Linked DNA regions of Homo sapiens: all the other regions are linked to region 1. The links are chromatin loops, found by intact Hi-C in ENCODE. Cell type or tissue: HCT116. All regions are shown on one strand. Region 1 has its middle 3.4 kb from the start of HOXB8. Region 2 overlaps LOC124904019 (a long non-coding RNA gene). Region 3 overlaps SKAP1 (src kinase associated phosphoprotein 1). Region 4 overlaps SKAP1 (src kinase associated phosphoprotein 1). Region 5 overlaps SKAP1 (src kinase associated phosphoprotein 1). Region 6 overlaps SKAP1 (src kinase associated phosphoprotein 1). Region 7 overlaps SKAP1 (src kinase associated phosphoprotein 1).

What was found. Hi-C counts contacts between places; a loop is a spot of excess contacts. Peaks named below come from ENCODE experiments on the same cell type or tissue, not always from the same donor. Only the 100,000 strongest peaks of a DNase experiment are listed, where the experiment ranks them.
Region 2: it touches region 1 in a loop (2.5-fold over the local background); 9 of 110 quality-filtered maps call a loop at or near these places.
Region 3: it touches region 1 in a loop (9-fold over the local background); 35 of 110 quality-filtered maps call a loop at or near these places.
Region 4: it touches region 1 in a loop (8-fold over the local background); 24 of 110 quality-filtered maps call a loop at or near these places.
Region 5: a loop joins it to region 1, with 10 times the contacts of the local background. A loop is called at or near these places in 10 of 110 quality-filtered maps.
Region 6: it touches region 1 in a loop (3-fold over the local background); 17 of 110 quality-filtered maps call a loop at or near these places.
Region 7: it touches region 1 in a loop (7-fold over the local background); 68 of 110 quality-filtered maps call a loop at or near these places.

What each region holds. Positions count from the first base shown.
Region 1 is chr17:48,616,716-48,620,715 of GRCh38, reverse strand. No RefSeq gene overlaps it. Among named protein-coding and RNA genes, the nearest start is that of HOXB8, 3.4 kb to the right of the region's middle. RefSeq lists an enhancer at 2,683-3,206. In HCT116, a CTCF peak has its summit at 1,945 (motif pointing right); a DNase peak (open chromatin) is centred at 1,965; H3K4me3 peaks cover 1,984 bases; H3K27ac peaks cover 1,857 bases.
Region 2 is chr17:48,484,389-48,488,388 of GRCh38, reverse strand. It overlaps LOC124904019 (a long non-coding RNA gene), which reads left to right. Exons shown (of 2, transcript XR_007065828.1): 2 at 1,283-1,457. Among named protein-coding and RNA genes, the nearest start is that of HOXB1, 45 kb to the left of the region's middle. In HCT116, a CTCF peak has its summit at 1,599; DNase peaks (open chromatin) are centred at 1,638, 3,338 and 3,883; H3K4me3 peaks cover 1,527 bases; H3K27ac peaks cover 2,502 bases.
Region 3 is chr17:48,152,294-48,156,293 of GRCh38, reverse strand. The region is part of intron 11 of SKAP1 (src kinase associated phosphoprotein 1); the gene reads left to right. It overlaps LOC124904018 (a long non-coding RNA gene), which reads right to left. Exons shown (of 2, transcript XR_007065827.1): 2 at 3,418-4,000. Among named protein-coding and RNA genes, the nearest start is that of MIR1203, 2.2 kb to the left of the region's middle. In HCT116, a CTCF peak has its summit at 2,441 (motif pointing left); a DNase peak (open chromatin) is centred at 2,393.
Region 4 is chr17:48,305,925-48,309,924 of GRCh38, reverse strand. All of the region lies in intron 4 of SKAP1 (src kinase associated phosphoprotein 1), which reads left to right. SKAP1-AS2 (SKAP1 antisense RNA 2) reads right to left here. Exons shown (of 2, transcript NR_131240.1): 2 at 2,096-2,594. Among named protein-coding and RNA genes, the nearest start is that of SKAP1-AS2, 14 kb to the right of the region's middle. In HCT116, a CTCF peak has its summit at 1,930 (motif pointing left); a DNase peak (open chromatin) is centred at 1,914.
Region 5 is chr17:48,213,897-48,217,896 of GRCh38, reverse strand. The region is part of intron 4 of SKAP1 (src kinase associated phosphoprotein 1); the gene reads left to right. Among named protein-coding and RNA genes, the nearest start is that of MIR1203, 59 kb to the right of the region's middle. In HCT116, a CTCF peak has its summit at 2,133; a DNase peak (open chromatin) is centred at 2,106.
Region 6 is chr17:48,349,778-48,353,777 of GRCh38, reverse strand. All of the region lies in intron 3 of SKAP1 (src kinase associated phosphoprotein 1), which reads left to right. Among named protein-coding and RNA genes, the nearest start is that of SKAP1-AS2, 57 kb to the right of the region's middle. In HCT116, CTCF peaks have their summits at 1,561 and 1,771; a DNase peak (open chromatin) is centred at 1,747.
Region 7 is chr17:48,333,722-48,337,721 of GRCh38, reverse strand. The region is part of intron 4 of SKAP1 (src kinase associated phosphoprotein 1); the gene reads left to right. Among named protein-coding and RNA genes, the nearest start is that of SKAP1-AS2, 41 kb to the right of the region's middle. In HCT116, a CTCF peak has its summit at 1,642 (motif pointing left); a DNase peak (open chromatin) is centred at 1,641.

The sequences.
Region 1 (4,000 bases):
GGAACACAGTAATTTCCCTCTGTTCTTCCCTGCAGTAGGGTGCCTAGGTCTAGACAGAGGCCTCCAGAGGGCTGGAATCTCTTTCCTTCCATTCAAAGGGAGCCAACGCCTTAGGGTTCTCGGCCCCCACCTGGGGTTGGAGGCTCCAGTTTGAGCCACAGGGTAGCAGCCTTGGTCTGAGGTGGGCTGGGTTGGTAGGGGCTGAGCCCTGGGTAAGCACCTCTGCAAAGGGTGGAGAGGTCATTGAGTGTGAAGCAGAAATGTCTCAGTAGAAAAATTCACCTCCCAAAAGGACCCCAGAATTAAACTCAGTTTCAAGAGGCACATTTTTGTCCCTCTCAGACTGAGGGATTTCGCCAGAGCCTCTTATGAAGATCGCAGTTCTCGGCAGCCTGCGCTTCTCATCCAGGCCTTGGGATTCCGCTTCGGCGGGCCGGCGCTCCCGAGCCCGCCTACCTCAGGAGCCTCTCCCCAACCCAAGCCGGCAACACTGCGGCCCGCGGAGACCCTGCGAGTTGGGGTAGAGTTGGGAACGAAGCATGGCCCGAATGAAGGGAGACTGCAAGTGAAAAGGCCAGGCCTACCCTCCTCCAACGAAAGGACGAACTGATCCAAGAGACGGCGGGAGGCAGGAGAAAGCGGAGCTCCGCATCAGGCAGGCCCGGACAGGCACCCTCCAAAGAGGGTTTCATTAGGGATGCAAAATGAATCTGGCTTTACAGCTGGTGTAGACCAGGCTCCTGCCCCATCCTGGGCTACCCAGGCCCAGCCGGTGCTGACAGCAAAGACAGAAGGTCGGTTTCTGCCTAAAGCAAACGCTCAGCGAGGCTGGAACAGAGGGGAGTGCTGCGTGGTAGGGGCGAGGGCGCTTGGAGGGGCCTCTGCCTGCAGCGTCTGGGTCCCCAGCCCAGGGCTGCTTCTTTAAAGACAAACAAAGGCGAAGATGCGGAGGCTCGGAAGCCGGAGATGGGGAAATCAGTTGTCATAAAAGAGAGATTCAGAGAGGGACACCGCCAGAGTGCGAGGCAGAGAGAAGCCGGGAGAGGAATTCAATGCCGTGTGCGCAGCAATAAAATAATATGACCGCTATAAAAGTTTATAGCGTATAAATTTCTGAAGGTTAAGAAACTAAACAGCAGCAAAGCAAACAGCGAGGGGAAACTTTCCGGAGCTGAGAGAGCCGCAGCTGGGCCGGGGCTCCCGGCCTGGCGGGGGAATGGGTGGGCCCCGCTCCGGCAGCCTTCACCCTCACCCGCACAGAACACGGGGCTCCGGGCTTCCGGGGCGGGGGGTGGCAGGGGGCAGAGAGGGAGAAGAGAGAAGCCGGGAAAGAACACTTTGTTGTCGCAAATGCTTCAGAAATTGCAACTGGGGCTCTTGTCTTTGTTCTTCACACCCCCTCCAGAATCAGGCGTCGGAAACGAGGAGCCTCCTGCGCGCGCGCGCACACACACACACACACACACACACACACACACACACACACACACACTCAGGTCCGGCGGGGCCAGACGTCTGGGCGCGGGCAGCCTCTTGATTCTTTTACAGTCTCATCCTATCCTCTCAGGCCTCCTCTCCCCCGACAAAAAGCCCAACTGTTTCTCCTCAGAATTTGAAACAATCGCGTGGAGTTTGAAAACTGCTCGGTCCCCCTTTTTACAGGCCATAAAGGGCGCACTGCTTTGCGGTCTCCGCTAGAAATTAGGGGCAGGGGTGGGAGGTGTACGTAGAAAGAAAAAAGCTTAGGGCTTCTTTTTTTTCCTCCCCTCTGTTGTGTTTTTTTTCTATTTTTTAGCTTATCTACACAATTTCATGAACCGTTTCCTGATTCCGATGCCCACTCCCTATCCCTCCCCTTTTACTGCTAGTTATGAAAGTTTCTCCTGCTGGCCACCTCTGCGGCTGCTCTCCCAGAAAACTGGTGGAGCCGGTGGCTGCGGCGCCTTTTCGCAGAGCAGCCGCTAGATGGCACCCTTGCTCCATGTGAAACTCCCTGGAGCGGCAGCTGCGGATGTCTGCTCCCGGCACCGCGCCTTGGTCGGCCCTGAATCCAGGAACTGAGTGCTACCAAAAGTCATGAATAATTTGTACCTAATAAAAAAAATAGGGCTCGTTATGGCCTTACCCCCATTTTATAGATTTCAGTTATAGTAGTGTTCCCCCATCTCCTCAAATGGTCAATTTTCTGAATTTTCCCCAAGAGGAGGGCTCAGTGATTCTCACCCAGTTGCTGTGTTCGGTGGGGCAACAAATGCGTGAAAACGGGGAATAATAGTAATAATAGGAATAATGGGTCCAAATCCAAAAGGAGAATTGATTCGAAACAACGAGATTTTCCGTGAAAGGAGGCGAAAGGAATGTCCCTGGATGCGGGTCAGCAGGTCAGGTGAGAGGGGCTAGCCGGCAAAAGAAGGTAGGATGGAGAGGAAGCTGCCCATCGGCTGGAGAGAAAATCACGTAAGCCAGCCCGAGACCCCCCAGTTTGTGTGTGTGGGGGAATGGAGCCATAGCTTTTGTGGGGATTCGGAGATGCCCAAAGCCGGCAGGGCGGCTTCGCACGGGCGCAAGCTCTGGAGCCTTTGTATGAGTCCAGGGCTGGGCTGGGCTCGCGCAGGGCGACCTAGGCACGGGGCAGGGGCTCCCCAGGGCAGCAGGGTGCGGGAAGGCTCGGATGTGGTCTCTGGATGCTTTGCGCGCTCCCAAAGAATGCGCGTTTTCCCATGGGCGCGAAGGCGGGCGCGGCGTCAGGACGCAGGAGCTCTGTTCTCCCTGGGTTCCTGGGCTTCCAGGTGAGAGGTGCGGCTTCAGTGCGCCTTGGCCCTGGCCGCAGGCAAACCTGGGGGCGCCGGTCCTTTCCTCATTGAGCAGCTGGAGGTCTGGACTCCGGGCACTTTCGTTCTGAGACCCGCACCCTGGTTGTTCACAGCCCCTTGCATTCCAAATCTCCTGTGTCCTCCCGGCCCCGCCGGATCCCTGCCTTCCATCCGACAAACCTGCGCCAGCAATAGATACTCCCACCCCCTCAAAATCACCCCAGCTGCAGCCTCTCCTCTCCCCCACCAGGACTTAGTGCAAGGAGGTAAGCGGAGTTTCTCCTCAACTTGAGTTTCTCTAATAAATCTGCGCTCCGCTGGGTGTTTATAAATTGTCTCCTCGCTCTTTCGTTTTTTTTTTTTTTTTTTCCTATAACAGAAACATTTTCCTTCCATCAGGAATTTCTGGCACGGTGTAGAGATGATTTAGAACAAGCCATTGAATTTGTACCTCGCCGGTGAGTTTTCAAATAATGACCATAAAATCCTCTGCACTTGATAAAAATGTTTGCTTCGGCAACAATTTAACTCGGCCCTCCGTTGCCTCACGGTCCCCTCAGCCACGCGCTGAAAATTCAAAGCCCTGGTTCTCTCCATTCCTCCTCTTTTCCTTTATCTCTCTCCCGCTTCTAGCCCCTCTCTCATTCTCTAGGTTCACTTTTGAAGAACCAAATGACCTCACTGGTAAGGTTCCCTTTGGAAAAGTGATAGTTTCATTTTTACAAATGTTGGGGTGTATGGGGTCCCCAAAAGGTGCCCGTCAAAAAAACAAACCACTGTTTCCTGAATAAACAATGGATTGAATATATTTGTAAAGCCTCCACTTTTGTTGCTCAAAATTTTCTTTCTGTCTCTCATTCCTCTCCCTTGCCAATCTACTGCTACAGGAGGCTACTGGTTCTGACCCTCAGACTGGGGCCTTCTAAAGCCTGGCCACCACCATCGTGAAGCCGGGTAGGCAGGGAACGCAGTGGCCACAGAGTGTGGCACCCAGTCAGCTTGTTCCAGCTTTCCGTGTTCAGACCTCTGGTTCCCAGGTCTGCAGGGAGAGCCAGGTTTAACTACAGGCTCCCCAAGGCGAAAGGAGAGAAAATGGGAGACTCAGCAACCTTGCTTTATCTGAATTCCACACCCAAGTCAGTTTAGGTGGTGACAGTGGCTCAAAAGGTCTTGGGGACACTGAGGAC
Region 2 (4,000 bases), 130 kb after region 1:
GAAATTTTGTCCCTGGCAAAGATTTTCTCACCTGGAGTCCTCCCGGGTTCAATTCTGAGAACACCTGGGAGTTGGAAGTACATTTTTCATCAATTCTTTTTTTTTTGGAGATGGAGTCTCACTCTGTCACCCAGGCTGCAGTGCAGTGGCGCAATCTTGGCTCACTGCAGCCTTTGCCTCCTGGTTCAAGTGATTTTCCTGCCTCAGTCCCCTGAGTAGCTGGAACTACAGGCACCTGCCACCATGCCTGGCTAATTTTTGCATGTTTAGTAAAAACGGGATTTCACCATTTTGGCCAGGCAGGTCTCGAACTCCTGACCTTGTGATCCGCCGGCTTCGGCCTCCCAAAGTGCTGGGATTACATGTGTGAGCCACTGCGCCTGGCCCAATTTTTTTTTTTTTTTTTGAGACGGAGTCTCTCTCTGTTGCCCAGGCTGGAGTGCAGTGGCCGGATCTCAGCTCACTGCAAGCTCTGCCTCCTGGGTTCACGCCATTCTCCTGCCTCAGCCTCCCAAATAGCTGGGACTACAGGTGCCCGCCACCACGCCCAGCTAATTTTTTGTATTTTTAGTAGAGACGAGGTTTCACTGTGTTAGCCAGGATGGTCTTGATCTCCTGACCTTGTGATCTGCCCGCCTCGGCCTCCCAAAGTGCTGGGATTACAGGCATGAGCCACTGTGCCCGGCCCAATTCTTAATCTAATAAATATTCAACTTCTCTGCTAGAAAAATATTTTCCATTCCCACAGGCAATAAAAAGTAGAGAAATCCCTTCGTGTTTTGCTTCAGTCTAAGTCAGTAGTTCTCAACAGGGAGTGATTTTGTACCTCTTCATTCCCCCAAACACAGGGGATATCTGTTGTTATCTGAAGGCATTTTTGGTTGTCACAACTGGGAGGGGGTTGCTATGGGCATCTAGTGGGTAAAGGCCAGGGATGTCCCTGAACATCTTACAATGCACCAGTCAGCTCCCTACATCAGAGAAGGATCTGGCCCAGAATGTCAATAATGCTGAGGTCGAGAAACCCTGGTCTAAGTCATCATTAAGCAAGGTCCTTGGTGGAGTTTTGGGAGCTCACAGAATGTGGAGTTGGCATGGGCTTGCCCTCACAATGCTCCTGTATAATCTGGGTTAGGAGGCATCTTGTCTGATAAGAGAGACATAGTTCTTAACTTTGTGCTTGGGGAGTTTATAGTTTAAAGAGAATTGTATAGAAACATGATGCATTTAACCAATATTTATCCATTTAACATGTATTAATTGAGCTCCTATTGTATTCCAGGTTCTATGTATGGCACTAAAGATGCCCTAAATGAGTTCCCACTCCATGCACCTGGGAGAGAGTTTTCCTTCCCCTCAGTCCTGTTTCCAGTTACCACGGTGGGCAAGTTTTGCCTAATATGCTTGTGGGTGGGAAGGAAGGATATTCCAGAAGAATAAAAGGTAGTATAAAGAGATGCTAGAGAGCTGAGTACTTACAACACAGAGTATATGATGAACAGCACTTAGAAAAGTAGAAGCCAAACTTGTGGGAAGGAAAAAAAAAGACTTGAGTTTCATTGTAAGAGCAGGCATGCCTCCTGGAGTCAAGAAGGCAGCCCAGCACTGGAGACGCTGCTCAGACTTGAGACTGGTAACTGCGGTCAGACCCGGGTCAGGTGATTGGAATTCCCTCAGCTGCATGACTAACAGGATTCAACATGGACAGCCCCGCTCTTCAACATGCTTTGGAGCTCACAGCAAGTGTTCTGTGAACATGGTAGAAAGAGAGAAAACTTAGCAAGCACAGTGCAGACTGAAGTGCTCGGTTACTCTCACATGGAGATCTTCCTCCTTTGTATCCCTTGCACAGTAGAATTTGCCATGAATGGTGAAAGAGGAGGATCCCCAGAAAGTTGGGAGTAGGTCAAATACTTGATTCTGAATTGTCCTTCAGGAACTTTAGGGACATGAGCAAATTCCTTTTCTCATGAAGTAGGATGCAGAAGAAGTAGGCTTCATATAGGATTATTACATGCATTCATTTGAAATTTATTAAACACCCACAATGTGCAGGAATTATTCTATGTACTTCAAAGGTTTTTTTTGTTTTTTTTTTTTGAGATGGAGTCTCGCTCTTGTCTCCCAGGCTGGAGTGCAATGGCACGATCTCGGCTCATTGCAACCTCTGCCTCCCAGGTTCAAGTGATTCTCCTCCCTCAGCTTCCCAAGTAGCTGGGATTACAGGTGCCTGCCACCATGCCCAGCTAATTTTTGTATTTTTGGTAGAGACAGGGTTTCGCCATGTTGGCCAGGCCTCGAACTCTTGACCTAAGGTGATCCGCCTGCCTTAGCCTCCCAAAGTACTGGGATTACAGGCATGAGCCACTGCTCCCGGCCATACTTCAAAGTTACAAGGATATGTTTGTTCATTATTCATTCATTCACTAACAGTCATATAGTGAACCCCTACTATATGTCTGGCGCCATGCTAAATGGTTAGATACCGAAATGAAACAGTCTCTGTCTTCAAGAGTTCATAGGAAACAACCAGTTCTTAAATTTCAACCATGTACCAGGCATTGAGCCAAGAGCTTTATGCACATGATTTCTTTAATACTCACAACAACCTCAAGTCTACTTTATAGATGAGGAAAATAAAAGCCCAATAAGTTTAAGCCAACAGTATGGTTATTCTTCCAAAACTTGATAATAGAACTACCATAGGATTCACCAGTTCTACTTCTGGATATATATCCAAAAGAATTGAGGAAGTCAGGGTCTCAAAAAGATATCTGTACACCCATGTTCATAGCAGCATTATTCACAATGGCCAAAAAGTGGAAGCAACCCAAGTGTCCATCAGTGGATAAATAGATAAACAAAATGTGGCATATCCATAAAATGGAATATTATTCAGCCTTAAAAAGGAAAGAAATTGAAGGCCGGGCATGGTGGCTCACGCCTGTAATCCCAGCACTTTGGGAGGCCGAGGCAGGCAGATCATGAGGTCAGGAGATCGAGACCATCCTGGCTAACATGGTGAAACGCCGTCTCTACTAAAAATACAAAAAATTAGCTGGGCGTGGTGGCGCACACCTGTAGTCCCAGCTACTCGGGAGGTTGTGGCAGGAGAATGGCATGAACCCAGGAGGCGGAGGTTGCAATGAGCCCAGATCATGCCACTGCACTCCAGCCTGGGGGAAAGAGCATGAGACTCCATCTCAAAAAAAAAAAAAAAAAAAAAAGGAAAGAAATTTTGACATGTGCTACAACATGAATGAACCTTGTGAGGACATTATGCTAAGTGAAATAAGTGATTCACAAAAGGACAAATACTGTGTGGTTCCACTCATGAGTCATCAAATTCATGGTGATGGAAAGTAGAGTGGTGGTTGTCAGGGACTGAAAGGGAATGGAGAATGAGGAACCGTTGTTTAATGGGTACAGCTTCAGTTGTTCAAGATGAAAAAAGGTTGCAATATAACGTCAATATACTTAACACTGCTAAACTATACACTTAACAATCATTAAGATGGTGAATTTTATGTTATGCATATTTTACCACAATTAAATTTTTTTTAAAAAGTTTAAGCCATGTAACCCAGGTCTGATTCTAAGATCCCATTAGTTTCTTTCATCACAAAACAACTATAAGACAAGGGGAATGTGACATTAGAAGTATAAGCAAGGAATAATTTACTAATGTGTTATCCTTTGCATCTGAAGATAACAGCATTACTAGTTCTCTTTGGGCAACTGTGGCTACAAAGAGAGGCAAAAGCCCATAGCCCCTAAGTCAAGATTTAACACCGTTCACAGAGTCTGATGAAGTTGGAGATTCAGACTTGTCCTCGCTAAGTCATTGTTCAGGAAGATCTTCACCCCATCTCCCTTCTCACTCACATTCCTTTTTTGTCCACTCATGTGACCTCTGCAACTGCTCACAGCCAAGAACTGAGATTCACTCCTGGTGGAAACAAATATTCTGAAGGCAGAAAGTGCCAGCCCCCATCAGATT
Region 3 (4,000 bases), 460 kb after region 1:
TGCATTTTAATTTCCTTTTCAATCTTGTCCCAATTAATTTCACAGAATTAATCTCACAGAAGCAAACTCGGCAGCATTGAGGCTGTGGTTTTAGCGTGGCGGTCGCTCTGCCTGAACATGAAATAGGAGCTAATATAAAAATCCATCTGCTGTGTTTGAAATACACGCCGGCTGCTGCTCAGTCCTGTCTGACATTCCAAACATCAACAGTGGGGAAAAGTGATTTGGGGGTTAGTGGCCATCAGTACTTGGCAGGGGTTCAACAACAGGTGTACTCCAAAAATCCATTCGGCCTGGGCACCAGGCATGACAGGGCAGGTGCCGAATCACCCTCCGTGTGATAGTGTGGTGCCCTGGCTTAGTTCCTTTTATCTGCAGATTGCAAGACCCTTTTGTGGACCAGCACCACTGTGGTCACTTGTTTTTGTTTCTGTTTTTCTTGAGACGGAGTCTCTCTCTGTTGCCCTGGAATGCAGCGGCGCGGTCTCGGCTCACTGCAACCTCTGCCTCCCGGGTTCAAGCGATTCTCCTGCCTCAGCCTCCTGAGTAACTGGGACTACAGGCAAGTGCCACGGCACCCAGCTAATTTTTGTATTTTTAGTAGAGACGGGATTTTGCCATATTGGCCAGGCTGGTCTCGAACTCCTGGCCTCAGGTGATCCATCTGCCTCGGCCTTCCAAAGTGCTGGAATTACAGGTGTGAGCCACTGTGCTTGGCCTATGGTCACTTGTTATAAGTGGGAGAAAAAGAGGTAAGAAGCCTCTATTTGGATAAGACAAGTCACAAGTCCTAGCTTTCAGAAAAGTGACCCTGTCTTCTTGGCTCCAGTGTCTCTCACTAGGGAACATTCTTTCCAAATAATAATAATGCTTGTTGGCAGGGCGTGGTGGCTCACCCAGCACTTTGGGAGGCCGAGGCAGGTGGATTGCCTGAGGTCAGGAGTTCGAGACCAGCCTGGCCAACATGGCAAAACCCCATCTCTACTAAAAATACAAAAATTAGCCAGGCATGGTGGCGCGTGCCTGTAGTCCCAGCTACTAGGGAAGCTGAGGCAGGAGACTCGCTTGAACCCGGGAGGCAGTGGTTGCAGTGAGCCAAGATCATGCCATTGCACTCCAGTCTGGATGACAGAGCGAGACTCCATCTCAAGAAAAAATAAAAATCATCATCATCATCATCATCATCATGCTTGTTCCACTATTCAAGATAACTTTTTTTTTTTTTTGAGACAGAGTCTTGCTCTGTCACCCAGACTGCGAGACTGGAGTACAGTGGCACAATCTTGGCTCACTGCAACCTCTGCCTCCTGAGTTCGAGCGGTTCTCCTGCCTCAACCTCCCTAGTAGCTGGGATTACAGGCTCAAGCCACCACACCTGGCTAATTTTTTGTATTTTTAGTAGAGATGGGGTTTCACCATGTTGGCCAGGCTGGTCTTGAACTCCTGGCCTCGAGTGATCTGCCTGCCTTGGCCTCCCAAAGTGCTGGGATTACAGGTGTGAGCCACCACGCCCAGCCAAGATAAGACTTAAACGCCCATTTTTTTTAAAAGCATCCTGTTCCATAAGTTATTTATGGTGGTAACATGAGCTGTTCAGAAGATAAGGACAAATTAAAGAGGGAAAGAGAAGCTCTTTTTCAATTGACTAGGAAGGAGAAGAGGCCACTGGGTGAGATCTTCCATTTAAGGTAAACTGAGCCAGTGTACATCTCTTGGGCTTGGGTTGTGTGCCTCATAAATTGGTCTGAGGCTCTTCCAAGGAATTGTCCAGTGCCTTATTTCCATGGAAAGCAGCCTTGGAGCAACAAGTTGGGTACGCATAAGATTTATACTTACACGGTGGCTTAGCTGGGGTGGGAAGGTATTCTCATGGCCCAGACACACCAGGGTCTGGGTCATCTTCCTTGCTGATGGAATTGATGTGGAAACAGGGAGCCATACAGACAAAGTCAAGTTTAGCGTGGAACACGTGATGCTGTCAGATGGTCATGGGTCTTATGTGGAGAAGAATGGACTTTGTCACCCTGGACTGCAGCTACTTAAACTCAGATGAGATCCTGGCTCCACAGCCAGTCTAGTCATCTGAATGCGGCAGGCCTGCGCCAGCACACCTGGACTATGTTAACACAACACTATGTCAATTATAATGGGAGTTTTAACCCGGTTTTCTCCACCTACTTCCTCAATGGGCTACTTAAAAGAATGGAGACCTTTCCCCTCCCTTGACCCCGTTCTTTCCAAAAGAGATTTGTATGTTGTAAAAATTATCTTAATGCAGCAATACTTCCTCTTTTAAGTGTGCTTAGTTGAATGTGACAACAACCCTCATAAAAACAGATAAGTTAATTCCTTCAATTGCCTTAAATGAAGGATTTTTTTTTCTTTTTTTTTTTTTTTTTAATTTCAGGGCTCTGAGGGAAAGGAGGTGTTTGGTGACATCTAGTGTCCATTTAGGACTTCCTCAGGCACCATACCCTCTGGTTGGCTGAGTGGGGGATGGGTGGGGGGTTATCTGGGAGGTAATTTAGGGGTAGTAAGTGGGGAGAATATAGGCCTGGGGCACAGGCTGCCCAAACAGTGTGATGAAACTGATCAATGCCTGTCAAAGAGCTATTATGCACCTCTGACCTAATCAAAGGGGTGGGTGAGGGGATCCTATGGCAAAGTATCTTTTCTTATTTATGATGGTATGCAAGAGAAGCAGAAGCTGTCCCCACCACCCCATTTCATGTTAACAAGCAGGTCAACACTGTGCTGTGATGACGAAGATGATGATGATGGTGTTTTCTCTCATTAATAACCCCTATGGGAGGCAACGGAGTTAGGAGGATGGGAATGGGATTTGGGGTCAGCTGGAAGGCAACGGTCATATACCGGTCAAATTCAGTAGAGGCCATTCCTTTCCCCCAGACAGGAACCAATCGTCTAGAACAAACCCTGGCAGCCTCATTCCTTCCAGGTAATTTTTATAAATGAGGGGACACCCATTCCAAGAGAGGACAAAAGGGAGAGGGTGTTTATGTGTGTGTGCATATGCATGCATGTAAACCTGCTAACAAGAGGCCCAGTTGCTCATCAACCCATCCTGCAAACCCTGACCATTTATTCTAAAACCCATTTTTTAAAAAGAGAATAAAATTGGCATTTTATTTTATTCTATCTATCTATAAATAGTCTAATCTATTTATTCCTAAACAGTTGTCCTGGACAAGACCTTTCACTTTTCTCTCTCTCTGTGTATGTATGTGTGTGTGTGTGTGTGTGTGTGTCCATGTGCACACAGTTTTCAGTTGGGGAAAATTCCAGACCAGATAATTAACTACGAAGCCCAGACAGAAACGTTTACCTAGAACCATATAAGCCACGGCCGGGTTAGGTTAATGCTCAGAATTGCCCGATGCTTTACAAACTCCAGTGTAAAAAATTCCAGCCATTTATTTTGCAGTGAATTTATAACAAATGCTGTTAACGTCTTCGTCTTTTGACAGAGGTAATAATAAATTCACTGTTAAAGATGGTAGTTTAATTCCTTATACCTCCAATACTGCACAGAATAAACCATATTCATCACTGAGTAATTTTTTACCACATAAATCTTTAAAACTAACCGGTGAAGGCTGCGGAAACTGAAATATTGTGAATTTATTAGATATGCCCATGTAGTATTGGATTCAGAGGTTTCCATTTGAATATATTATGGGGAAAATTTGTGTCTTTAACTGTGACATTCCCTCCATTTCCCACCGCCAGTATTATAACAAGCAGCTCCTCCAGAGTCAACTGCACATTTATTAGACAGAGATTTAGTAATAAACTCCCCACTAATCTGCCAAAGAGGCTGGATGACATTTTGGTGAGATGCCCTATTTAAAAGGAGTCACAAAAGCTTTGTTTCAGTATAATTATTTTCTCAAAAGAAACTCAGCCTCCCCAAACCTCTTCTGCCACCATTTCTTGGTATTGCGTGATTCAGCTCTCCAACCAAACTAGCAAAATATTG
Region 4 (4,000 bases), 310 kb after region 1:
TTATTCCAAGCCTCATTAAAGGTGCAAGGCCAACATACCAAGACAACATTTTCAAGTAGTTCTAGAGAGTTAGGCTTGAAATTATTCCAAATAGAAATAAATGGTCAGGACTAGAACTAGCATTTGTCTACTAGGCACCTAGTAGTAGCTGACAGACATAATAAAGAATAAAGAGTTGCATGACAGTATAGCAGGTATTTAAAAATGTCATACTCTTCTCCTTGGCTATTGAAAATGGATTTGATTATCTTTCTTGGTCTCTGAATATGTATTTCCAAATAGATGGGAGGTTTCAAGAGAGTATATATGTGGACATATATGTATATATATACCAACACATATGTATATATTTATATCTGTGCATAGAGACCCTTCCTTATACAAACAAGGTTTTATGTGAATGCAGGATTTTGTGTCCACATAAGCCTTTGCTCATGGTTGAATTATTACAGGCCACCTTAAGTTAAGGATATTATTTATATCCTTAGAAAATTTACTTGAGAATTGTCAAGGCCATGCTTACTGGGGAATTCAAAACATTTATTTATGTTAGAAGCAGGGGACTCATACGTTCTAAGTTTAACAAGAGGCTTAACAAAGTTATATTCTGGCATGAGTAAGCTCCTAAAGACTTTTTTTTTAATATAGTGGAAAAGTAACATGAAAATATTTACAATACAAATATCGGAACCAAGTTATTAGAACCACTACTTATGGTTGTTTTTTGCTTTAGTAAAATGATGCATTTTTTAAAGTGTTATCTAAAACCTGCTTGAGATTTGGAAATCAGCAGTTTCTTTTTTTAGTGTCATATTGAAAGTAATACCATGAATTGGGATGAAAATGCTAATTTTTTAAAGTTCTTGAGGAAGAAAAAGCCCATACACCGTCAGTTACCCCGATCAGAGCTCTCAGGTATCAAAAAAAATGATACTTTTCAGGTCTTTATGAAATCTATGAAAGTTTATTTTTCTCAAGTGATTGTGTCATGAAGTACTTGTCAAGGAGGAACTGAGCTCAAATAAACAATAATAATAATAACAAACATTTATATGGCTTTTATTATGTAACAAGGACTTTTGTAAGTGCTTTATGTATATTAACTCATTTAATCCTGGCAAAAATCCCATGAGGCATAGTTCCTATTTTTATCTCCATTTTACAGATAAGGAAAACGAAACTTGCCCAAAGGTTAAATAGCTTCTCTCCAGAACAGAAAATGAAAAACTGTGAGAAATTAGGACTCAGACTTTTAGAAAGACCTTCCATGTAATTGGATGAATGATTTGTCTTTCTATGCCTATTTCAGCTGTAGAAAATTATGATGTCTTCTATAAAAATCACATTTATGAAATATGCAACATGTTTGCTAAGCAACAAAAAGGAAATATGTAATATTTCCACTCCTTTTAAAGCCTTGCAGTATTGGAGATCACTGTTCTTCAATGATGGCATGATGTGGGACTTCTAAGAAAGTTTTGCAAAGTCTTCTCATCAAAACTCTCTTGTGGTAAAATATCAAATCCAAAAGTAGGTCTAGTTTAAGTGAGAATAAGTTGTATACTTTTCTTAAAATTTGACCTTGTCTAGTCTATGACTATGTTCATTGACAACAAAATTAGGTTCCTCTGGAGCCTTTTATTATTTTTCTTATTTTACTCTAAGGATAGCTCAGTTGTACTTTTGGAAGGATGGGTGAAGAGAAATTAGGCAAATACAAAGGTATTTTTCTTTCTCCTATTTTTAAAGACTAATTTTGCATTGTATCTTAGTGTACCAGGGTCTTGGTCATAAGCCATTTACTTCACAATGAAAATAATGGCATTTATAGATCATAATTAGCTCTGAATTGTAGTCCGCCTGGAGAACTCAGCAAAGGTGTACATCGATTGGCTTGAGAGAAGGGATTGGGGGAGCCACCTTGTGGCTGGAAGACGACCCAGCAGCCTCCAGGACTTGCTATGTTCAAAGTAGAAAGGAATGGAGATGAGGCTAGAAACCAGAGATAAATCAGAAATATCAATCACTAAATATTTGCGGAAAGTGGTAAGGGATATAAATAGAATCTATAACTACAATAACACTGAAGCTGTAGTTGTAAATATACATTATCCTCTTTAATATGACATAGAGTAGATTGAGAACTGAGAAATTATTAAGACCCCCACACAAAAAAATTGGAAAAAAGAATGAAAACATTTAAGTTAAAATTATGTTCATTTTGTAATTCAATAAAGAAATCCCAGAGACATATTTTTAAATTTAATGTTGTTTTCTAAAGCACAGAAAAAGCCCCACAGACATCTGTTTGCATACATTGTGTGTCAGGCAACATCAGATCTGAATGGAATTTATCTAAATTTTATATGCATGGCTTGATGTAAATTGAAATAAATTGTACAGCATACTCTGCGTGGACATATTGGTTTTTCCATAGCTGCTTGAACTTTTAACCCCAGGGCCTGAGCCGGTCACACGTTGACCTGTCTGAACTCTGCTGGTAGATCCAAGTGTGGAAGGCTGACCTTGCATCCATGGCAACCATAAAGTAGGGTCCATGACTCTTCTCTCCCTTTCTCTCTCTTTTCTCCACACTCCAAACAAAACAAAACAAAACAAAACAAATTAGTATATTCTCGCACAGTCAGTCAGTGTAATCTTGGAATAGTTCTACCAAAATGCATTTTGCCCCTAACCTAAGCTCTAAGCAAAGCTTTTTCAGCTTGCTTGTCAGATGTTAATGAAACTTTGAAATGAAAGCCTTTATAAAAGTTAATGGAAAAGACCCCTTCCTGGGACACATTCAGTTTGCTTGTCTACTACTATAATAAAATATACTTCACATACTCATATATTAAGTAATGTTGCTATAGGTATGTTAGACATGCAGATGAAAATTATACTTGTCTGGGAATTCAACATAATCCTTCGTGGGTGGATTAAAAAAATACTTACATAAGGTTTTACCGCTACCTGCAAAATCCCTATCAGATCTAATATTTTCCAGTGTCATGGAATGATGTATCCGAAAGGAGTAATAAGCATTAGGGATCTAGAGTTAATTTCTCTATTATAGGTTGTAGTCTCCATTTTAATGAAGGTACTTTTACACTTTTGGTTTAATTTAGATGATCTTTAAATTCATGTACCAAAAATTATCACTTTCACAATCTTGATGGTAGTCTAAAGGTGTTATTGATTCATTCTAAAATTGAAATTCTGTTCATAGGATGTATTTGTGGTTCTTCATTTATTAATGCAAGAAGCATTTGTTGAATACCTACTATGGTAAATAACTTCAACTAAGTACTATGGGTGATTTTTTTTAAAAAAGGTGTGTAACTGGTTATAAGGAATTACAGTTTTGTTGCAAGATATATTATTTAGAAAGAGAAAAACTAGAGAACAATTAGACAGCAGTGACAAATGCATAATTGTTTAAAATTGTGTACCAACTGACAAGGAAATGTGGCGTAATGGAGTGACCAACTGGGAGTGGATTTAATGAAGTAAGTCCTCTTATGAACAAAGCCTTGAAAAAGGTGGTTGTCCAGGACCACTAAGTAGACATTCTAGGTGTGGGAGGTTTCATAGAATAAGCAAAATCTGGGGTTGTGTTGGTAATGTACAAGAGTTAATAAAGAAAAAAAATGACCAGAGAAAATGGGATATGTTATACTGGGAATAACAAGTATCTTTGAATGCTCATGGACTAATCTGCCATCTTTTCAGATCCTGGGGTCTCTATACATACTTCAGTTATTTGTTTCTGAAGGTTTTGCAGCAACAAAAATTTTTAACACATTTGTCAGATTTGAGTTGTAGAGGCCTCTATTATCCTGTTTTAGAAAGAATAAAGAAAATTTTAACTTCTAGAAGCTTTATGTATAACTTGAAAATCTCAAATGTTCCACAACTTGTCTTTGGGCAACTACAGGTAACAGGATTGATAGGAGAAGAGTCTGGTGAAACTAAAGTTTTCATTTAGAGAGCCCATGAG
Region 5 (4,000 bases), 400 kb after region 1:
GCTGTGACCCTCTGTTTCACATAATGTAGCCTTTTAATTTATTTCCAATAGCTTCCCAGTCAGTCAGCACTGGCATCCTTTTTCAAACCTCAAATCATGGTCTGATAATCCATTTTGGTGCCTTTATTAGCCTCAAAGGTAGTTTGAGCTGTTAAAATTTTTTTTTAACAAATTTCTTTTGGATAAGAGATATTGCAGTGGACTCCATATAATTTTTACCTTTACCTAACCTTTTCTTATTTATTTATTTAGAGACAATATCTTCCTCTGTCACCCAAGCTGGAGTGCAGTGGCACAATCTCAGCCCACTGCAGTCTCGACCTCTTGGCTCAAGCTATCCTCTCACCTCAGCCTCCCGAGCAGCTGGGACTACAGGTGCACACCACCAGGCCAGGCTAATTTTTGTGTATTTTGTAGAAATGGGGTTTTGCCCTGTTGCCCAGGCTGGTCTCAAACACCTGAGCTCAAGCAATCCACCCATCTCGGTCTCCTGCAGTTTTTATCTGGCACCATTGCAGCTGATCCCATCTTGACAGCAATCCTACTGGAAATCTATTCAGAAACCCCTCTTCTGTTCATCTTTGCATCATCCTGTCTGGGAGATAAAGTTACCCAGGAGACCACTGAGAGGGCAGGTCTCACTCTTTTTTCTTTTTGCTTGCTTTCTATTGATTGTCCCTAGAAGAAAGGTAACTGATTTAAGGGGCCTGAAAATGATTTGGACAGACTATAAAGAAAATAAAAATGAGATCAGTATGAAGAAGTCAATACCACACACCTTTTTCAAATTTGACAAAAACATTTAAGTTCTGAAATATTTCAGGTAAAAAAATAAAATATGTGATAAGAGAGAGGCTTACCTGAGATGTACTTTAGGAAATCTGGACTTCACTTCTTTCTTATATTCCCCCTTTTCACTCTCAACACATGAAACGCTGAAAATGGAATTTTTGCTTCTTGTATTAGAAGAATTCAACATTTAAATTTCTTAGAAAGTTTTGAATCTGATACTTATAATATTTGCCAATCTGTCCATGAAAGAACATGCATTCTAGAGAATGTCTGACAAAAGAGAGGGCAAAATTTTATCTCTTATGAATATTCAGGCCAGGTGCAGTGGCTCACACCTGTAATCCCAGCACTTTGGGAGGCCGAGGTGGTTGAATCGCTTGAGCTCAGGAGTTCGAGACTAGCCTAGATAACATGGCGAAACCCTGTCTCTACAAAAAATACAAAAATTAGCCTGGCATGATGGTGTGCACCTGTAGTCGCAGCTACTCTGGAGGCTGAGGTGAGAGGATCCCTTGATCCCAGGAGGTGGAGGTTTCAGTGAGCTGAGATTGTACCACTGTACTCCAGCCTGAGCAACAGAGTGAGACCCTGTCTCAAAAAAAAAAAAAAAGTATATTCACAGTATTGGGTGCTTGTGCAAAGTGGACATAGGGTACTTAGTTCTTAAGACTTATCAGCAATATGTTATTTCAATTTCATAAGCAAGTAAGATAAATAGTGGCTTTGCAGTTATCACACACTCTATCAATGGGATGTTGTCAAGATAGAATCTCAGTTGTAAGCTCTCTATTCAGAGTCTTGTCTATAAAGTTGTATTGCTTCTATAACTCAAACAAGATCAAGTTGTAGCTGGCACCATTTTCCTCAGAGTAGGAAAGATATAACTGACTCCTGTTTAAGAAATGTCAAAAGTCACCGGAATTCATACTGCCAAGAACAACATGTGTGTGACATGTTGCTAAGCTTCCCTCTGCAGGTTTCCCCTCTGTGTCAGTGGTATGAACCCAGCAGCTCAGAATGAGGTAATTTCACAAAGGTGGGCATGTTGAACCCTTATGGCATCCTTCAGATAATGCATAGGTCAGAGATGGAATAAACAAAGCAATATGCTGAAAGCCAGCTGTTTAAGTGAGGAGGAACAGGCCTGGGAGTAAAGGGCTACATGGAGGATTGCAGTTAGGCTCAGGGGCTCTCCTGAAAGGTGAGCTTGCCCTGTTGGTGCTTATCTTACACAGTGAAAGGAAAGGAGGAAAACTGTCTCCAATTAGAACCAGGGAGAGCTGGTGATGCTGGGGCTGCCTCTATCTAAACCCTGATCTCATACTGCTTCCCTGTGGAGAATTATCTGAACTGCAGCTTCCCTCTGTGGGCCCCTGCCTGTCATGTCCATCCAGTGTGGTCTCGAGCCTGGACTTGGTATCATCCAACAGCAGGAAAAAAAAAAATTTCTGTTAAGAACCTTAGCAAAAAGAATGGGGAGGCCATGAGAAAATGGTCTTCTCCTGAGTCCAGAGTCATATCTCACAACAGGCTGATCTGACACGTCTGCATCCTCACCCTTCCCTTTTTACATACCTTTTTAAAAAGCCCAAAGCCTCCGTCTGCCCAATGGTGTTCCTTCGGTTCTGCTTTCGCAGATATATGTTGTGGCTTGCACCCTGGGGAATTCCAAATCAATTGTTAAAATTCCCTACTATTTCCCTGAATATTTTTCACAAAAGCCAAATCACAAGGCTATGGCCAACATAGAGGTTTCCACTTTTATCTTTTTATAATTATTATCACAGCTTTCTGCTTGTCTTCCTCCATACCCACCCAAGGAAGTGTAGACATAGGCATTAACAAGAATACCCCTACCCTTCAGCTACCCTTCTTCAGAGGGCATTAGGGCAATAAAACACATTTTAGATATAGATCTATAGCTGACTATTTCATTATGATATAAAAACAGTACTGTAGGAACATTACAGTTAGTATGGTGGTTCAATTTTTTTATTTCTCTATAATTTAAAAACCAGAGGCCAGGTGCAGTGACTCACACCTGTAATCCCAGCACTTGGAGAGGCTGAGGCAGGAGGATTGCTTGAACCCAGGAGTTCGAGACCAGCCTGACCAACATAGTGGAATGCCATCTGTTTATTTTATTTTATTTTATTTTATTTTATTTTATTTTACTTTATTTTGAGACAGAGTCTCACTCTGTCACCCAGGCTGGAGTGCAGCGGCGCAATCTCAGCTCACTGCAACCTCCGCCTCCCAGGTTTAAGCAATTCTCCTGCCTCAGCCTCCCAAGTAGCTGGGACTACAGGCACGCACCACTATGCCTGGCTAATTTTTGTATTTTTAGTAGAGTCAGGGTTTCACCATGTTGGCCAGGCTGGTCTCGAACTCCTGACCTCCAGTGATCTGCCTGCCTCAGCCTCCCAAAATGCTGGGATTACAGGTGTGAGCCCAGCCTCTAATTTTAGAAAAAGAGAAAAAAAAAAAAAGGAACTGGAGAAAGTTCAGCTTCTCTTAATTAAGAAACAATCAGGCCCAGTGCAATGGCCTATGCCTGTAATTCCAGCACTTGGGAGGCCAAGGTGGGTAGATTGCTTGAACCCAAGAGTTTGAGACCAGCCTGGGCAACATGGCAAAATCCCATCTCTACAAAAAATTAAAGAAGAAGAAACAATCAGAAGCTAATAGGAAGCTGTAATTAAAGTTTGATATGTTTTAGAGGAGATGAAGAAGAAGGCAATACATCCTTTGGGCTGGTCAGTGGTATTTTCTAGTGAATATTCAGAATCAGAAAGTATAAAGGAAGCTGAGGCTGTAATTCACATTCCAGAGAGAACCTGTGATCCTTTCTGTTCCTCTCCTCTCTGCCTCTGTTGAAGGCTCGAGGGTGAAAGCTGTAAGTTGAAGAGGACAAGCCATCAACAGAGGGTGACTTATGATGAGAAATGAAAATATTTGGATTAGCTATAATACTAAGCCAGTGATATTTACAAATTATTAAACTGCCATCCTCACATCAAACGCTTTTTATTTTATGAAATGCTAAGCTGTACTTTTAGTTTGTTTCAAACTGTCAGGGCCATTATTTGATGTCCCTCTTTGTTTATCTTAATTAAGATGTAGAATCAATCATTTTTACTTTCTCTCTCCAAGAGCAGCAGTTGGCTCAGAGTCAGGATGAGGTCTGGCCACCCTTGAGTGCTGTGCA
Region 6 (4,000 bases), 270 kb after region 1:
ATTACAGGCACCTGCCACCACGCCCAGCTAATTTTTGTATTTTTAGTAGAAATGGGGTTTTGCCATGTTGGCCAGGCTGATCTTGAACTCCTGACCTCAGGTGATTCACCTGCCTCGGCCTCCCAAAGTGCTGCAATTATAGGCATGAGCCACTGCACCCGGCCATCTCATTCTTCTTTAATGGAAGATATTGGAATCCAACTAGCCTTGTAGTTTCTCTCAAGAAGTTTCTTAAGTAATGTTGGCTTACCAATTGGGGCATAGTAGACCCCAAAATGTATCAGGATTGTAAATAAGTGCTAAGGCCTACTACAACTTGCTGTTTGGGAGAAAGGAAAGATGGGACAAGAAAGCAAGATGAACCAATAGTAATAAAATTGCTACATTTATGTGGCATTATATATTTTTCAAAGGCTTTTCCTGCTCTGAGACTTAAAGCATGATGGTGCCAGAAAGGAAACACATTCTTTAACCAAGCCAGGTCAATGCTATATTTAAGTATCCAACAGAATCAAACAGAAGGTGCTGGAAAAAAATCAGTATATTGATTTCACTAAGCCTGAGGTGGCTGTTCTAAATTTTGCAAGCATGAAATTCATACCAAAAAGTGATATTTTGAAAAAATTACTACATTACTCGATAATAAATTTCAACTATGAATTGGACCACTTCTTTCTTGACCAAATCATTGACCAAATTTTGTTTTGTCTGTCAGTTCTACTCTCCATACCTAACGTGACTACTGCTATTATCACTAATAATCATAATTTATAGATTTACTTTATTAAAGTTAAAATACTAATTGATAGTATATACCATAAAGTCAACTCACTGGCTGTCATTCAATATGCCTTGCCTTTGAGTAATGATCATGATTTATTAAACATGCAGATTTTCAGGCTATATAGTTCAGTGGATTAGAACAAGAGCTTAGTAATCAGACAAGTTGGGGTGAAAGCCTGGCCCTGCCACTTATGAGTCACCTATATGACTTTGGGTAAGTTATTTCATCTTTGTGTCTCAATTTCTTTATCTTCATCTTTGGGATAATAATACATCTCAGGATTGTTTTGAGGATTAAATGAGATAGTCCACAAAAAGTCTTGACCCAGAGCTTGTACCCAGTAAGAGTTTAGCTAGCTATTATATAATTATTATTATTATAGCTAACTTTCTCCTATATGTCAAAAGATACTGAAAATTCAGTTGGATAGCTTTGTAATAAGAATTAAGGACTGAGAATACAGTGGCCCAAAGAAAACAGAACTATGAGCCAATAATTCCAGATTATGATTGCCTGGTTGCCATATGATAAGTGCATTCATTTTACAATATATTTATCCACATACTACCAAATACCTAGGTTTATATATTTTGAATTATGTCAAAATCTCATTACTGTTGAAAATATTCCCACTCAGCAGGTTCCATTTTAGTACCAGTTGAACAATACCAGTGGTAGATGGAATGTGTTAGTGTGAAGCTGGAATGACTGCTGACAGGCTGTAATTTGCTTTATGAAGTGTGGGTTGTCACATATACAATTATCTGGTTTATATTTGTTGCTGCCAGCCCTACAGTTTGTTAACATCCAGGAGTTATGCCTTTATGTGAAACCTAAGAAGGGTTAAAAATCCCAGCATTTTCTTACAGGGTGGGAGAGGAGAAGACAGTGGCTGCTTTTTTTTTTTTTTTCTCTTTTCTTGTTTCTTTTTCTTTTCTTTTTTTAAGAACTAGGATGATGCTACACACTACAGCTCACCCTACTGGTCAAAATTAAAAACTGCATTACAAAGGACCATTTTCTTGAGGGAAAAAAAGAAAAAAAGAACTTTTCAATTAGCTCCCACTGACATTTTCCTGTCCAATCCACCACTGACAGATATAGTTCATTCTGAGAATATCATTAAGCTATGCTGCCCTTTCGGTTGTTGGATTCACAGGTGTTGTTATAGTGATTATACTAAGAGTGTCTAATCAATTTGGCTCCATTTGTGATTATTTAGACTGTGCCACTCTCCTCAAATGTTATCTCTAAAGGTTCTTAAGAAGGCTGTTATTCTTAGCATGATTACATAATTAGCAAACAGTAAAAAACTGTAGTTTTTTACTAAGCTAAGCTAAAAACTGTAGTCTTAGGTTCAATTTACTTCTTGTACATTTGAGATCCAGTTGGAGCAACTTTTTAAAAGAATGATAAATGGAAACTTTCTTTACCTGACCTATCATTTATTCTGTAGACTTAATGACATTCAGTACCATTACACTCACTGCCAGGGCTTTGGGGGGAAAAAAGGAATATTTATACATTGAATTATAGATAGGTGTAGTAAAGGAAAAAAAAAAGAGAGATAGGCAGAAAGTCCGACTGTATAGAACAGAGAAGAATTTGAGTCCTTCACTATACATGGATTAATCACAAGAACTAACCACACAGATCCAAATGGATATTTAGAAATTGGTGAAGCCTCTAGGATGTTCTCTGGAAAACACAGTACATTTTCTAATGCATGAATATGTGCAAAATGGTATGTAATTTATAATGGAAGTGTTGACAGAATTTTAGTTTTGGTGCAGCAAATGTGCTCTATAATATACTTATGTGTGAGTAACATTTCATATATGGTCACATCTGTACCCAACATATATCTTTAGTTGGTATTAGATTCAATAACTTAGTTGAATGGTTATAATAAGGACCAATAAGCTGCAGTTTTGCTAACCTTACTATAGTTCAGCTTTGGGAGCTGTATTACTATTAAATTGGCCCATGAAAATCTGGCAATATTAATGCTATCAAGCATGAAAACTAACTGGACTTGGATCAGGGAGCTTTATTTATAGCATTTTAGTGAGAATTTATTAGTTTAAAGAGGGAGCTGTATTTCTTATGGGATCTTAAATATTAAATAGAATAGGAAGTCATGTGTTTCCTTCCAACAACAACAATAATTTAAAATTTTTCAATTTTAAATTAATCTAAATTTCCTTATATAATCCAGAGATACTTGGTGAAGTAATAGCAAACCCTAGTGTTTTGTTGTTGTTGTTGTTGTTGTTCTTTTTTGTTTGTTTGTTTTTGAGATGGAGTTTCACTCTTGTTGCCCAGGCCGGAGTGCAATGGCACAATCTCGGCTCACCGCAACCTCTGCCTCCCGGGTTCAAGCGATTCTCCTGCCTCAGCCTCCCAAGTAGCTGGGATTACAGGCATGCACCACCATTCCTGGCTAATTTTTTTGTATTTTTAGTAGAGACAGGGTTTTCCATGTTGGTCAGGCTGGTCTCAAACCCGAAACTCAGGTGATCTGCCTGCCTCGGCCTCCCAAAGTGCTGGGATTACAGGCATGAGCCACCACGCCCGGCTGCAAACCTTAGTTTTTAACCACGCCATATAAACAGTTGGTTGCAAATATGAATAGAGTCTTTATAATATAGCTCACAATTAATTTGAAGAGAAATAAAAGACGATGATGTAGACTAACAAAAAAAATCGAGACTTTACATATTGAATAAGCAAACATATATGTTTTCTCTGTTATTTGTTATTTTCTCACTTTTTTTAATGCTTAAACCATTTTCTGTCTTTTTAAATTTCTTTCTCATTTCTCTGGTAAAATTGTCATTATGGCCTGTTTTTGTCTCAAAATAGTATCTGCAAATTCAGGACTAAACGGATTTGCTGTGAACTAAAATAGTTACAAGGGGAACATCATCATGGTTCATTTTTCTCCCTGTTTTATTTGGAATTGAATTAGTAAATGAAGTTTTAGCAGTTTAATTCACTTCTCCATAAAGTTTATGGAGCAGCAACAGCTGGTTGAATCTGTGGCAGAAAAAGCCAACTTCTAGTGGCCAAGACTATTGTTTCAGAATTAAGGGGGAAAACTCATTAACTGTTAATGAAAACACAGGGAATAAAAACAAATAGCACAGAAACCCTAGGAAATAATTACCTTACACCTGACACAAAGCTGCTTTATCTTTCTGCTCCAACCCTCAG
Region 7 (4,000 bases), 280 kb after region 1:
TAGGATGATTTGGAAGTGGTATAGTTTATAAAGAATTTCAAAAAGGCTCCATAAATGCCAACAATTATAGTTATGAATAACGTGCATTAAGCCCCTGAATTGATTTGACATAGAACTAATTAATTATCTTTTTTGGCCTTTTTGTCCATGTTATAGATTTTAATACACTACTAATGAAGAGTTCATTATTGAATACCAATATTGAATGTCCTTATTCCATCACGAGTTTGGATGCTATGTAGAGGATATGAAAAAGGAATAAGATGTGATTCCTTAGTGAGCAAAGGAATCTTCCTGAATCTTCCTGCTTTGATAGTTTTTGTTTTTCTACTAGTCATAATTTATTTTGGCCTAACATAGAAGTCTGACTTTTCAAGTAAAAAAGAAAGGTTAATAACACTATTTAACACAATGCTGAACCACGTCTTAGTCTAGAATATTATGGCTTACTAGGGAAAGATTGTTGAATTCATAAACTATATTATACTTCTGCTCTAGGCTGCCTTTCTAACTTTGAGTGACAGCCTTTTTTATGTTGGGCCCTAAGTAGCTTAAATCCGGATACACTGGTCTAGCAGGAAAGAAAGATTATATGGAATGGATTCTCTGGCTTGTAAAAGATTGGGATTTAGAGAGGAATTGTTCCTTTATGGGAAGTTTTCACTTATAGAAGCCTTTTCCAATTTGCTGACCCATTTTGTTAGAATATAGCTTATATGGTATAGTATATTTTCACAGAATAATCTGAAAGATATACATTGTTGTCTTGGTTAATTTTATTATTATGTTGTCTCATTATAATACCCCAGATTTTATTTTAATCAACAAAACATAGGGTTAACTAGAATTACTAGCTCTTCTCTCTACAAGTGATCATTATCATCAATGAAAGACATTTGTGAATGCCCAAGAATACAGTTGAACCTAGAGATTGTCAGAGCTTAGGGGAAAAAAATTACTTTGAGTTATCTAATCTAGCCCTTCTAATGAATTCACATCATTCTTACTAATATCTCATTTAATTATCAAATATAGTGATTACGCTTTGGGTCCTCCCTTTGCCGGACATCTTTCCTGCCCAACTATTATTCCTAATTTATTCTTCATGTCTAACCTAAACTTTTCCTTCCTTAGTTTCAGGCCATTGCTCTTTTCTATACCATCTTCTGAGACTGAATAATTCCCCTAATTCATTTATATTGTTACCTTTAGAAAGTATTAAAGACTGAACATTTATCCCCAGAGTCTTCACTTTTCCAAACTACATAAATTTCAGTTCTCTTAATCCTTACCTCACTCTGCCCCTGTCATACTTCCAGTGCTTAGGTATTTTATCACACTGCTTGATATTTTCCATTCCAAGGGGATCACCTAACCAAGAGAGCTGCCCTATGGGGAGGGGAGTGCTCAAGAGTAAAATCTCATATAAACCACTAGAAGATGCCTAAGTGTTTATTAGATGTTGGTATTGGTGATCATCTGGAGAGCACACCAGTGTAGTGCTTGCTTTGGCATATGTTGGGATATATGTGTATTTTAATGCTTTAATGTATTATGGCCTGTTGTAATTGAATGTCTATAAAGTAGCAGTTAAGAGGGTTTTATAGACCTTGAAAGAGATCAGAATTCTCTAGCTCCCTCTCGTGGTAAAAGGAAATACTACTTTTGGGCTTTTCTGGATTTTTATTTTGTTTTGCTTTAGTGAAGAGGAAGGCTAAGATATGTAAGTTCTCAACATGTGAGCTTACGTAGTGAATTCAAAAATTAAAACTGTTATATGTATCTGTGCGTACGCATACGCATACTCAGATATGAGAAATTCCTGTTCTTTTATTAATTCCTTAAAACCTCAAAAATATTACTTTCTTAAAATCATTTCATATGTTCTTATTATTACACAAGTTAAAGGGAGGACAAATAAAACTATAATCTTGAGGGTTTGTATTCCTAAACAGATAAATAAAGGGAGTGTGTTAAATATGAATTTTAAGCCAAATTCACAGATATTTTTTTCTTTGCCAATTACAAATGGATGTGGTTAGCATTTCTAACATATTTAATCAGATCTCCTCTGTCTCCTACAACATATTAATTTTACCAGTTTTACAATTATTTTACAACTTATTATTGTAGCATTCCTTCTATGGTGGACACATTTCAGATATTGAAGTTCTAAGTAAGTAGCAAATAGCTGAAGAAGACACTGAACTGGTGTGCAAATGTCTTCATGTGAATTGCCTATGGAATAAATTTTTACAGGTAGCAAAAAATTATGTTTGTTTTCTAGGAGACTACTAAAAGTAACCCTTCTGCCTTGAAATAGTTGATCTCTAGACAAGAATCAATGAAAAGTTGCTATTAATGTGTCTTAGATGGCAATGCAAAAAGTGATTAAAATTAGACACTATCCCTTAGTTTGTTTTGTTTTGTTTTGTTTCAGGCTATTCAGAAACTTGAGTAATGGTTAAGGTAGATTGCCTTTATGCTCAAATCACATTCTGATGAAAATATGGGGTCCTATTTAGTTATTCTGGGAACTCTAGGAATAAATTTGAGACCATGATTTTTAATATTAAATATTGCCCTTTTTTCCTCAAAAGGGAGTACTGAATATTATACTAATTGAGGAATTGTAAGAGAAGAATGATATAGACATAGCAGAACAAAATGAAAAGGGGTCAGTCGCAGGTGAAGTGAGTGAGAATATACAATGATCAAATATTAATTAGGAAACTCATAATTTTGACTAATTTTTCTTCTTTCTCCCCAACTTTAAGAGATTATGATTATTTTTTTAAATAAGGAAATCAATTTACTTTTATTAAACTATGTGCTTCTCCCTTAAGATATGTGAATAAAATTTTAATCTCAGCTATTTATTAATATTAATTTTTAGTATTAACATTCCTATGAGCACCTGAAGACAAAATTTAACCAACCTACAGATCAAACATCTTAATAGCAAAACATTTATGGATCTACATAGGAATGATCTAATTTGTATGTATTTTTAAAAAATAATAATTTGATATAACATTTTTGAGATTTAACTATAATCAGGTTAGGCAATCTTACCTTGATTTCTTGATCTGTGTCAGATTTCTTAGATACCTGCTGGGCCTGATTTTTTTTTAATGTAAAGGCCGTGCTTTCATGAGACAGATAAAATTGTGGATTTTTATAAAAACTCTGGAACATTCTTATCTGAGTAGAGAAGCAGAAGATGGCCTTTAGTTATACCTGTGCTATTTACTACTATGCATATTTCAATTGCTTTGGTCACCAAAAAGTTGTGATTGTTCTTGGGTATACATTCTTTATTGTTTTTAAGTTACTTGATATATTTTCACAAAGCTCTCTGAAGGGATCTGTCTTTACTTGGCTATTGGGAAAAGGTTCATTCTAGAATACTTATTTTTAAAACAGAATTTATTAATTAGCTTAATATTTTGTGCTCTTTCTTTTAGCACTATTAGGGAAATTACAATGACTAATTTTTTTGAATATTAAAGTTGATAACAGTATAATATAGAAATTGTTTGCAGAAGTTTAACTTGTGTAGCTATAAGAAGGTGTCAGGGTCTCTTGGGGTATCAGAATATTTGTCAAAGTGTAGGATAGAAGGGAATTTCCTAGGAAACTGCATCTGAGTACCTGTTAAGTATCTTATTTTAAATATAACTTTTTTATCATATAATTGAAACTGAAAGTAAGGCAGTTTACTTCTACCTTCTTTGCTTTCTAGCTCTGTGTGTGCAAATGCTTTCATCTATAAAGCAAACATCTGCCTTAATTTTCCTAGGAAACATCAGGATGATTCAAGGAGCTCTTCATGTGGAATCTATTACATGTTTGCTTTCTCAAAAATAGCAAATTTACTTAAATTTGACAGTATTAGTATTTTAAATGTTTTCCCCCTAATTTGGATTCATTAAAATTCCCTATTTGTTTGGGATGAGATACATTAGAAGGAGCTAAACAGGGAAAACTTTTTACTGCT